Regions from separate parts of the Mus musculus genome. Here region 1 is linked to region 2. The links are chromatin contacts, found by POLR2A ChIA-PET in ENCODE. All regions are on one chromosome and are shown on one strand. Each heading gives the region's core, a stretch centred on a gene start or an enhancer-like site at or near the end of the contact. The rest is flanking DNA. Distances are from core to core; before and after follow the strand shown. Region 1 holds the start of Rps26 (ribosomal protein S26). Region 2 holds the start of Myl6 (myosin, light polypeptide 6, alkali, smooth muscle and non-muscle).

The links. ChIA-PET counts read pairs that join two places held with the same protein, here RNA polymerase II (POLR2A).
Region 1: POLR2A ChIA-PET joins it to region 2 with 12 read pairs in Patski. The contact joins the promoter of Rps26 here to the promoter of Myl6 in region 2. POLR2A ChIA-PET finds 5 or more read pairs at or near these places in 4 of 5 experiments (Patski and embryonic stem cell).

The regions. Positions count from the first base shown.
Region 1 is chr10:128,622,875-128,628,899 of GRCm38, reverse strand. Rps26 (ribosomal protein S26) reads left to right here and starts at 2,394. Exons shown (of 4, transcript NM_013765.2): 1 at 2,394-2,424; 2 at 2,660-2,837; 3 at 3,563-3,693; 4 at 4,264-4,371. The coding sequence starts at 2,422. The coding sequence ends at 4,299.
Region 2 is chr10:128,490,977-128,496,369 of GRCm38, reverse strand. Myl6 (myosin, light polypeptide 6, alkali, smooth muscle and non-muscle) reads left to right here and starts at 2,484. Exons shown (of 7, transcript NM_001317218.1): 1 at 2,484-2,561; 2 at 2,804-2,831; 3 at 3,625-3,768; 4 at 3,968-4,141; 5 at 4,234-4,311; 6 at 4,606-4,650; 7 at 5,337-5,393. The coding sequence starts at 2,559. The coding sequence ends at 4,634. Myl6b (myosin, light polypeptide 6B) reads left to right here. Exons shown (of 7, transcript NM_172259.1): 4 at 1-117; 5 at 1,143-1,316; 6 at 1,703-1,780; 7 at 1,887-2,213. The coding sequence ends at 1,915.

The DNA of each region.
Region 1 (6,025 bases), core at 1,145-3,644, 130 kb before region 2:
GAAATATTCAGGTCAGTTCCACCTCAGGGGTCTCTGGGCCTTGCTTCTGACATGCTTCCTGTATTCAGAAATAGCAGGAACATACCTTCCATCTCAGAGATAACCAAGGGCAACAGGAAGAGGCTGCTGCATGCTTGAGAGTCTCTTGGACAACCCTGGCCAACACCTCAAAAGATGGATTCTCTTTTTGGTATTGTTTGGTACTGGGGTTTCGTTGGGTGGTCTTTAGCTCTCAGAGGGAGCACCATCAGCCCCGGTGAGAAGATGCATTAAAAATATATGTGTGTATTTATTCATGGGTTGATGTGTATTATAGGGTTTCTTGGTAAGTAGGTAATGCAGTATAATTTTTTGTGGCTTTTTACAGAAATGTTTGTTTTTTTCTTTTTGGTTTTTTTGAGACAGGGTTTCTCTGTGTAGCCCTGGCTGTCCTGGAACTCACTCTGTAGACCAGGCTGGCCTCGAACTCAGAAATCCACCTGCCTCTGCCTCCCAAGTTCTGGGGCTAAAGGCGTGTGCCACCACTGCCTGGCAGAAATGTTTGTTATTTCATCCACTTCCTTCTTCTGTATTTACCTCCCTCCCTTTTCCCTAAAGAGGTCCCACGTCCCTATCAGATCAATTGTATACTACTAGTCTCTTTTGCCTTCTTTGAATCTTTTTCGGAATTTACTTTGATCTTCCTCCCTAAGGAACACCTCCCTTCCCATTTCCTTGATCAGGTCACATGTACACTGCCGCTTCCCCCGCTACTGCTCCCCAACCCCCGATCCTGGCAGTGGTTCCACTTTACTCTCCCACTTCTGCAGTTGCTCTAGGATATATGATATGTGAACTCACACCTGAAGGTTTGCAGCTAAGAGCCTCCAATGACAGTGACTTTCCAGGTCTGGGTTACCTCGTTCAGGGTGATCTTTTCTAGCTCCATCCATTTACCTGCAAGGTTCATGATTTATGTGTGTGTGTGTGTGTGTGTGTGTGTGTGTGTGTGTGTTTACAGCTGGACAGCATTCCACAGTGTATATGAACTACATTTTCACTACGTGTTTGTCAGATGTAGGACATTTAGGTTGTTCCATCTCCTGCCTATTGTGTTTGGAGCAGCAATGAGCGTGTCTAAGCAGGTATCTGCAGAGTAACATGTTGAGTCCCTCTGGCATATGCCAAGGAGAGATATGGCTGGGTCATGTGATAGATTTATCTCTTGAAAGTTCTCCACACTGATTTCCATAGTGACTATACCAGATTGCTATCCCACCAACAGTGAGTGAGTCCTCCCCATCCTCTCAGTCATTTCTTGTCAGTTGTTCCATTGATCTTTGCCATTCTGACCAGAATAAGGAAAAATCGCAAAGGTATTTTTATTTTTTATTTATTTATTTTATTATTTTTTTTTTTAAATTTTTTTTTTTTTTTTTTTTTTGGTTTTTCGAGACAGGGTTTCTCTGTATAGCCCTGACTGTCCTGGAACTCACTTTGTAGACCAGCTGGCCTTGAACTCAGACATCCGCCTGCCTCTGCCTCCCAAGTGCTGGGATTAAAGGTGTGCGCCACCACGCCTGGCTGAGAAATATCTTAAAAGAAGAAAGTTCATCTCTAGCAATTAGGGAAATGAAAATCAAAAAAAAAAGAAAAAGAAATTCAAGGTCACACTTGGCTAACCAAATAAGTTCCAGGTCAGCCTGGACTACTTGACTATGTTTCAAAATAAATAACTATCTGATAGACTTGATCAGTTAAATTGTGTTGGTACATACAATGTACTAACTACAGTGCTTCATCTGTGTTAATAGGATCTGGAAATAAAATGGTGGTCCAAGCCCAGCGTGGTGGCCTAATCCCAACACTCGAAGCCTCTATTTGGAAAGACGCATTTACAAATGGTTTATTTCTCCCAGGTCTTCTATTTCTAATTCCTACACTTAGAACACATATTTCAAAGAAATAAATCATGGCGTCTTAAGGTGGTTTAGCGCCGCCTTTAGTCCGTCTACTACGGGCAAGAGAGAACCTCTCCAAGTCGTACTACAACTCCCACAATGCATCTCTTTTGTCCTCCCACACTAGGGAGTGTGCGTCCGAATTCTGGATAACTTCCGCTCTGGAACTATCGTAAACCGGATGTTATAGAGCCTTGTAATCACTTCCTGGTTTGGGAATGTAACATTTTAATCTTCCGCCGGAAGGTTAAATAGTTCCACTGATATTTTTCGTCATAGACCATTTCTAGGGACTTATCACAACCCTACATTTCACAGGAAACTCTAAGTAATTAGGTAAATTCGAGCATAATAGCTGCTAGGGAGTAAATAGAATTACAGGTCGCTGAGGGTTTTTTTTTTCAGCGTGAGCGTAGGAATCTCGTACTATATAAGCGGGTCGGGCAAGCCGCCGGATCCTCTTTCGAGTCTTGGCTCCAAGATGGTGAGTGTCGCCGCGTGGTGAGCGCGCGGGCCTGGGTACTGGGGTAGAAGTAGATCTATGGACGGTAGGGACCTGAAAGTCAGAGTCTTGGAGGAGAAAGTGACAAAGGGTCCGTCCAGCCCGGACTTGGCGTGCTCGGGACTTGTACGGGTCTCTGTCGGGGCTGCGGGCGGCGGCCGGCCAGGAAGGGCTGAATTCTCGCCCCCTTTCCAATAGCGTCTCTTTCCATTCTCAGACCAAAAAAAGAAGAAACAACGGTCGCGCCAAAAAGGGCCGCGGCCATGTGCAGCCCATTCGCTGCACGAACTGCGCCCGGTGCGTGCCCAAGGATAAGGCCATCAAGAAGTTTGTCATTCGGAACATTGTAGAAGCCGCTGCTGTCAGGGACATATCTGAAGCAAGCGTCTTCGACGGTAAGTGAGCCACAGCCGTGATTTGTACAGGGACGAAGAGTGAGGAGGGTGTGTATGGCTCGTTGTCTTCAGCTTGGGGAGAAGGTGCCTTTTGTGGCACAGTAAGCAGGCCTAATGATGGGGTTTTAACTTGGTTTTTCTCTTGGGGTGGAGATTGAGGCTCATGCATGGTAGCCAAACCCCTGCATCCCATCCCTGTGAGAGACTGCCTATTTAGGAGAATCTGAAAAAGCATAATTCTTTAGTTATTGAAAAAAATTGAACAGCTTTTAAAACGGGCAAAGACTGGTTTGGGCAGTTTGTGACTTGGTTTTTGGCGTCTCAGAACTCACTGTGTAGACCTACTCAAGAGATCTTCCCTAGTGCTGGGATTAAAGGCGTGCACCACAGCACCTGGCTGGCTTTTGTCTGTTTGTTCATTGTTTTGTTTTTTTCTTGACCTAACAGTAGTAACCATGAGGCCTGCCAGCAGAGTGAGACTCCCTAACTTGAGCTATTCTCATATTGTGTGGCCCACTTTGGCTTTGAGGATGCCTTGGCCTTTTGAGTGGCAACCTCTAGCCCAAGAGTTGAACTCTTGGTGTATGTTGGGTGTGGTGTTGGTTTCTCTGGTTTTCATTGGGTGTCATTTATCAGTAAAACTTGGAGGTTAGGGTAATCCTGACCAATAGAATAAGAGAATCACAGGAAAGGGCGTCTGTCTAATCTGCTTCTCGATTTCTCAGCCTACGTGCTTCCCAAGCTCTATGTCAAGCTGCATTATTGCGTGAGCTGTGCCATCCATAGCAAGGTTGTTAGGAATCGATCCCGCGAGGCCCGGAAGGACCGAACACCCCCACCACGATTCAGACCTGCTGTAAGTAAATTATTTTAACTTGGGACATACATAGTCTTACCCAGAGAAGTATCCATTAAGGTCTTATTTAGTCTGTGTGGCAGCTACGACCTACATTTAAATTTTAAAAATGCTTGTCTGTTTTGCATAACCTGAAACACTTTTAGTGATGCTAGGTGGGTGGTGGTTGGTTTCTTTGGTTTGAGGTGCTGGGTCCTCAACTTAATGCTGGTAAGTGCTCTACTGTGAACTACATGGGTGGGTGGGTTTGGTTTTTTTTGTTTTGTTTTGTTTTAAGAAGTCTCGCTGGAAGCCAGGCGTGGTGGCGCACGCCTTTAATCCCAGCACTCGGGAGGCAGAGACAGGCAAATTTCTGAGTTCGAGGCCAGTCTGGTCTACAAAGTGAGTTCCAGGACAGCCAGGGCTATACAGAGAAACCCTGTCTCGGAAAGAAAAAAAAAAAGAGGTTTCACTGGCCTTCGCTCACCTAGGACTCTTGATTCTTCTGCCTCTAGAATGCTGGGGTTAAGTAGGCAACCGCAGCAGATCCGAGTACCTCATTTCTAATTTAGCTCATCTCTTGTTTTTCAGGGCGCTGCACCTCGACCTCCACCAAAGCCCATGTAAAGAGGCCGTTTTGTAAGGACGGAAGGAAAATTACCCTGGAAAAATAAAATGGAAGTTGTACTTTACATGGCATCGGAGTGTGTTTATGTCGAGACTCTTGTGTGCGTTTCAGGGGGTCCATAGTGCAGAACTTGGTGCTTTGGGCTCTGTACACCTTATTTTCTAAGGCATTCTCTGCAGGCTGGCCAGCAGTGAGCTCCATGGATCCCGTTTATGCTGCCTGGACTCCCAGCAAGCCATGGGATTACAAGTGTGTTCACTGGGCTCAGCTTATGGACAGGGTTCTGTGGATCACCTGGATCCTTGTAAGACTTAACAAGCCAGGGTTTCTGTTTTTATGGTGCAGGGCACTCACTGGTCCCCGGCCCTACAGACTTTAATGTGACCATAGGATGTTAAAGTTTTAAGCCAGTTTAATTTGTTTTGAGGCATGGTCTCATGCCTTCATGTCTTGCTGGCTTTGAACCTAGATGCCTCAGTACCTGTGAGTCAACCATCTCTGGCTAAGTTGACCACTTAACCTTTATCTGAAAGGAGGCCAAGCTTTGACTGTAGAGCACAGACTGGCCTTCACCCTCTCCCCTCAGCCTCCTAAACACTGGCATTTGCAGGTAGTGAAACACCCACCCACACCCCCACATACACTCCTGGTAGGTACCTGGTAACTTAAGAGCCTGGTAAAAGGTCATTATCATAAAGAGAGGATTTGGAAAAGTTTCAAAGACAATAAAAGTGGGGAGAGGGAGTGGAAGAGATAGCTCAGCAGTTAAGAGCACTCACTGGCTGCTCTTACAGAGGACCCAGTTTTCGTTCCCAGCACCTATGTAGCAGCTCTTAACCTCTGAGCCATCTCTCTAGCCCCTTGTTTGTTTGTTTGTTTGTTTAGACAGGGTTTCTCTATGTAGCTCTGGCTGTCTTGGAACTTACTTTGTAGACTAGGCTGCCTGGAACTCACAGAAATCCAACTGTCTCTGCCTCCCAAGTGCTGGTTGGCACTCCAAGAACCAAGAGACTGGTTCTCATGCCTTGGATCCCAGCCCTGCGAGGCAGAGGCAGGTGGATCTCTGTGAGTTCAAGGCTAGCCTATTCTACAGAGCTTCACCACTACCAGCTAAAGGCATGTACCACCACCCTGTCCCCAAATGTCAATGTGGAGATGCACATCTACAGTGAGGTACACAGCTGCACTCTCCATATTCAGGGTGCTGCAGCGATGGTTCCCATGAATTTGAAGCCAGCCTGGGCCATGTAGTGAGTTCTAGGTCAGCCTCGACTGAAGAGTAATAATGTTTTTTGCTTTTTTTATTTTTGGTGTTTGGTTTTTACCAGACAGGGTTTCTCTGTGTAGCCCTGGCTGTCCTAGAACTAGCTCTGTAGATCCAGGTGGCCTTGAACTCACAGATTCTCCTGCCTCTGCCTCCCAAGTGCTGGGACTAATAATATTGGCTTTAAAAAAAAAAAAGCTAATTTAAAAACAAAAGGGGGAGTTGGGCGTGGTGGCTCACGCCTTTAATCCCAGCACTCGGGAGGCAGAGGCAGGCGGATTTCTGAGTTTGAGGCCAGCCTGGTCTACAGAGCGAGTTCCAGGACAGAGCTATACAGAGAAACCCTTGTCTTGAAAAAACAAAAACAAAAGGCTAGCTTTGAAGTTCCATGTTTAGTGTGGATGGAGGTGCTAGTACCTGCAGAGACCAGAGATGCTGGGTCATATGGAGCTGATAGTTTG
Region 2 (5,393 bases), core at 1,235-3,734:
ACCGAGTAGGTGATGGCAAGATCCTGTACAGCCAGTGTGGGGACCTGATGAGGGCCCTGGGCCAGAACCCTACCAACGCCGAGGTGCTCAAGGTCCTGGGGAACCCCAAAAACGAGGGTGAGAGGAGCCTTGAGTTTTGTGGGGGTTTCTGTTTTCTTCTTGGTGTTGAACGTTGAATACAGGGTTCTGCCTGGGCCATTGAGCTACATTTCTAGCCAGCAACTTTCTCTTCTTCCTCTTTTTCTTCTCTCTCTCTCTCTCTTTCTTTCAAGATAGGATTTCAGTATCCCAGCCAAGAATGACCTTACATTCTGATTCTCCTATCTCCACCTCTTGCTACTGCCCACTAGAGTGGTGGGATTACTCCAGTTTATGTAGTGCTGGGTTGAATCCAGGGCCTCAGGCAAGCCAGGCAAGCCCTTATTACAGAGGTACTGTTTTTTTTTACTTTTTGAGACAGGTGCTCACCAAATTACTCAGGTTGGCCAGGGACCTACAGTTCTATCCCAGCAGCCCCAATCCCCAGTTTTCTTTTTCTTTTTAAATTTTAATTATTATTATTGTTGTTTAGATAGTGTTGTTACTACCACCACTACTACTACTATTACTACTACATAGGGTGTCTCTATATAGCCCTGCTTAGCCTGGAACTCATTGTATAGACCAGGTTGGCCTCAGACTCAAGAGGGACTTCCCCTGCCTCTGAATGCTGGGACTGAAGGTGTGTGGGCTTAGTGGTTCTCTCTTTCTGTTTTGAGTGTGTCCAGCCACTGGGCTACATCCCTGCCTTTCCTTTTTTTTTTTTTTTCCTTTCTGTTGAGACAGTCTTAAGTTGTTCTGGCTGGCTTTGAACTTGCCTGGTAGCTGTAGTTACAAAACTGCACCACCAGGCCTGGCAACAGTTTCAATTTTCAATGACAGAATATTGGTAAGGTGACAGAGGACGCTAGGATGGACCTCAGGACTCAAAAAACGTCAAACACAGGGAAGAGAAACATCCTGAATGCTGAAAGGGATGAAAGTCACAATAGTAGGGTTGGATGGCACTGGATCCCACACCTCAGTTGATCTCTCTCATCTCTATCTAATTGCACTGGATCCCACACCTCAGTTGATCTCTCTCATCTCTATCTAATTGCCAGAGCTGAAGTCCCGACGTGTAGACTTTGAGACGTTCCTGCCCATGCTGCAGGCAGTGGCCAAGAACCGGGACCAAGGCACATATGAGGACTACCTAGAGGGGCTTCGTGTGTTTGACAAAGAGGGCAACGGCAAGGTCATGGGTGCAGAGCTCAGACATGTTCTTACCACTCTCGGTGAGGCAGGGCCCAGAGCTGTGGGGTGGAGAAGTGGGGGGTCCTGGAAGAGCTAAGTAGAGCCTAGAATGGGTTTATGGTCCTGCAGTTATGGGCAGGAGACTCAAGAGGGCCAGCATTGTGGAGACAGATCACCTAGAGGCTAAAGTGTCCAGCTATGAGCCAAGGGCAGGGAATGCAATGTCCCCCTTTGCAAGCCACAATTGTGTTGATTCCATGCAAGTCTCAACCCCGGCAGCTTGTTTCGCTGTCAAGTCAAAGCTTTCACCTGCTCCAAGGCACCGTTGATATGAAAAAGGGCAAGGGTGGGAGGATGAACCACCCTGAGAATGTCTTGGGCTGGTGAGGCAGGGAAGGCGGGGGACTCTAACTGTTTTTGGGTTCAGGAGAGAAGATGACTGAGGAAGAGGTAGAGACTGTTCTGGCAGGCCACGAGGACAGCAACGGCTGCATCAACTATGAGGGTGAGGGGGCAGGATGGCCAGGGAGTAAGGAGACTTGAGGGGGGTGGGAGTACCCTCAGTTACCCGAAGGTCAGTTTCTCAAGTCCTCTCGTCTCCTTTCGTGCAGCCTTCCTGAAGCATATCCTAAGCCTCTGAGCTCCGCAGGTGGCCCTCCAGCCAGCCCCTGGTATCCGCTTGAGAGGCAAGGGTCCTCGATCCACCAGATAGAAGCGCAGGCAGTGCGTCTCCGCGCCCGTCCGTAGCGCAGCCGCCAGGGCTGGACTATTTCCTTCCCCACCCCCCACCCCCTCCCACCCCCACCCCACCCCAGCCCCGACTCCCACCCCACGTAGAACCTGCAGCGACGGAAACTTGCCCCACCTCCTGTGCGGCCAGAAGCGCGTTCCTGCCACTAGGGGGCACTTACAGTTTTGAAATAAAAACATGGTTCCTGCTTCGGTTTCCGACAGTTTTCTTTTGAGAAAGAGGAAGGACGGGAGCGGGTAGTCCTCTCTTCTGCAAAAGCCCAAATCCTCTGCTCTTGGTGCAGCTCGGAAGAAAGGTTTCCGAGAGTCCCAACCCAGGCCCCCCTGCTAGATTCCTGAGCCGAGGTAGGGCGCCCCCCCCCCACCTCATTAATAATGTAGTGATGTCATCTGCATGAGCCCAGACTAGCGTGCCTATTGGATGAAACGGCGGAGGGTGACGTCATGCGCCATGGGACGTACTAAGGCTGGGGTTGGGTAGGGCGTCGGAGCCATTACTGCCGGAAAAGGTCCAGCAGAGCTCAGCAGCCAAGATGGTGGGCCCTGGGAATCGGGAGATCAGGGGGATTTGGGGCAAGGAGAGGACCGCGGGTGGGAGTAGAGAAAGCAGTGGACGTGGGCACGCCCAGGTTTTGGAAGGTTGGCTGTGGGATTGGAATGTCTAGGGCTTTGCCCTGGGAAGCGAATCCTCGGCTTCAAACAGGAGTTTGTAAAGCCGGGATAGAAGCTTGCGGGGTTGGACCTCAGGTAACTGACCAATCCCTTCTTCTCCGAGCAGTGTGACTTCACCGAGGACCAGACCGCAGGTAGGCAGTCTCTGACCCGCAGCTCAGGTCATCCTTACCGAGAGGGACCCCCTTCCTTTAGCATCTATCTTCTGATCCCAACCTGTCACCTCCAGCGCTCCCAGGAGAGTGCCCCGTGGATTTCCTTCTGCTCTAGATCCTCCATTTTCTTTTCTCATTCTTTCTTCCTTCCCCTTCCACTCCAGATCTGAGCCCCAAGCGCTGGGTGAGTTTTAGGTGGTGTGGGTGTGTGAAACAATTTGACTAGTGCCTGTTATGTGTCGGGTCTATTACGCTTGTGGTTTGCTGCTTCTTTTTTTGCCTCTCCTCTGATAACTGTCCCCTCCTTAAGCTTGGATTCTGAGTACTGTAGAGGGCAGTGCCTTGATATTTTGTTAAGATGGGCACTGGAGAGTTTGCTAAGGATGTGGCTTCACCTCTTGGAAGGTCTCCCGGAGGGGAAGGGTGGGAGTGGGAGGCTAGAGTCCAGGCTCTTACTTCCTTATATGGGCAGGACCTAGCCTGGGCGGTGGCAGATTCCTGCGGAGTTGTATAGTAGTGGTGGAGAGCCTAGCCTGCCGCAGCTCAGGGGGTGTGTAAACAGATGGCTACCACCTTAAGGTAAGGGAAAGAAGGTTGCCTGTCTTTATGTGGGGCATTTGAGTTGATAGAAATAGATCCCTAGGAGTAGTCTTGTGTATAGAGGAGGACAAGATATCTGGTTTCTGCAGCATGACTTAAGTTGAATTGGCAGCAGAGCTGTGCAGCAAGCACGGGGCTAATCCCTGGTGCTGCCGTTCTTCTGAATCCTCAGAATTCAAGGAGGCTTTCCAGCTGTTTGACCGAACAGGTGATGGCAAGATCCTGTACAGCCAGTGTGGGGATGTGATGCGGGCCCTGGGCCAGAACCCTACCAACGCCGAGGTGCTCAAGGTCCTAGGGAACCCCAAGAGTGATGGTGAGCATTTCAAGAATGTAGTGGGTTCATGGTTGTTCAGCTAAAGTCATCCCTTTATCTGCATAGGTGCCAAACTTGAGCAAGTTTTGTCTCATCCAGTTCTGATTCCCTCTTCTGGCCGTCCTTGTGTTCCCTACCGTCATGTCCTGAGAACATGTGTGACTTCTCTTGTCTGACACCTCCACCTCCCACATGACAGAGATGAATGTGAAGGTGCTGGACTTTGAGCACTTCCTGCCCATGCTGCAGACCGTGGCCAAGAACAAGGACCAGGGAACCTACGAGGATTATGTTGAAGGCCTTCGTGTGTTTGACAAGGAAGGAAATGGCACCGTCATGGGTGCTGAAATCCGTCATGTCCTAGTCACACTGGGTAAGGGTCTGTGACCTTTCTGGAGCTGAGCTGCCACCTGATATATTTCACCCGTCAGTCACTCAGTTCTAAGAATGTTCCTTCCTCTGCAGGCGAGAAGATGACAGAGGAAGAAGTAGAGATGCTAGTGGCGGGGCATGAGGACAGCAATGGTTGCATCAACTATGAAGGTGAGGGGCAGACCATAAACTGGGGCCTGTGAGGAAATGGTCGTTCAGGAGATGTTAAAGAGGCATTGTATTCCTAGACTTGGTTCCAGAAGGGAGTCGGGAGTCAAAGGGGCAAGCAAGGCTCAGTCCAGCCTGGGAGGGAACTGTTGGGGAGACAGCAGTAAAGGGGGGGGTGATGGAGGACGGAGGGTGGGCTAGGAATGGGACGTAAACAGAATGTCTGTTCCACTGCCTGACCCCTTCACCCCATGTCTGTGTCTTGTCTTCACCATTAATGTCTCTTCCTTCCTGCAGCATTTGTGAGGCATATCCTGTCGGGGTGACGGGCCCATGGGGCGGGTACGGCTCCTCCCAGCCTCTCCTCTAGTTATCTCCCTAGTGTTTTTTTTTCCTTCCCAACCTGTGCTCTAGCCTCTGGCCATACCCTACTACCATCTGCCTTACTCCTGGCATGACTCTGCATGGAGCTGGCTTGGGAGGGGAGAAATTCCTCAATGAGGAATGCAGTTTGGGGGTGTGGTACCTCCTCTCCTAGAATGGTCTCTGAGATTTGACTTACAGGGGTCTTGGTGCTGGTGTCTGGGAACGCTCACCAGCTTGTAGGGAAGGCTGGTCTGATGGTGATTCTAGAGTTGGCGGGGGCAGGGTTGAGCTAACTGCCCCATTCTGCTGCTAAAACAAAAGTCCTTTTTCCATCCCTCTACTGGACAGCGTGGAGGTACCCTAACCCAAAGCTGACCTCTCCTCCTGCCAGTGGCTGACCATAACTGTAGGTGTAGCTGAGAACTTTTCTGCCTCTGCTATGTTCTTGCTATTTAGATTGGGGGTGGGGGCTAACAGCCAGTGGGAGGGGAACCAGGGACAGAGAGAACTGGCCACTCTGAGTGGCTCTTTTGAAAACTGACCCAAGGTTGGTTGCTATGGGCATGTTCCCTCCTGCCACCTTCATGGTCTCGTGGTCTCCTGGCCCATGGGTACCCCTCCCCAGCCCTCTCCTCGGCTGACTCCGCCTCTCTTCTCCACAGAGCTTGTCCGGATGGTGCTGAATGGCTGAGGACATTCTGTATCCCGAGTCTGTTCCT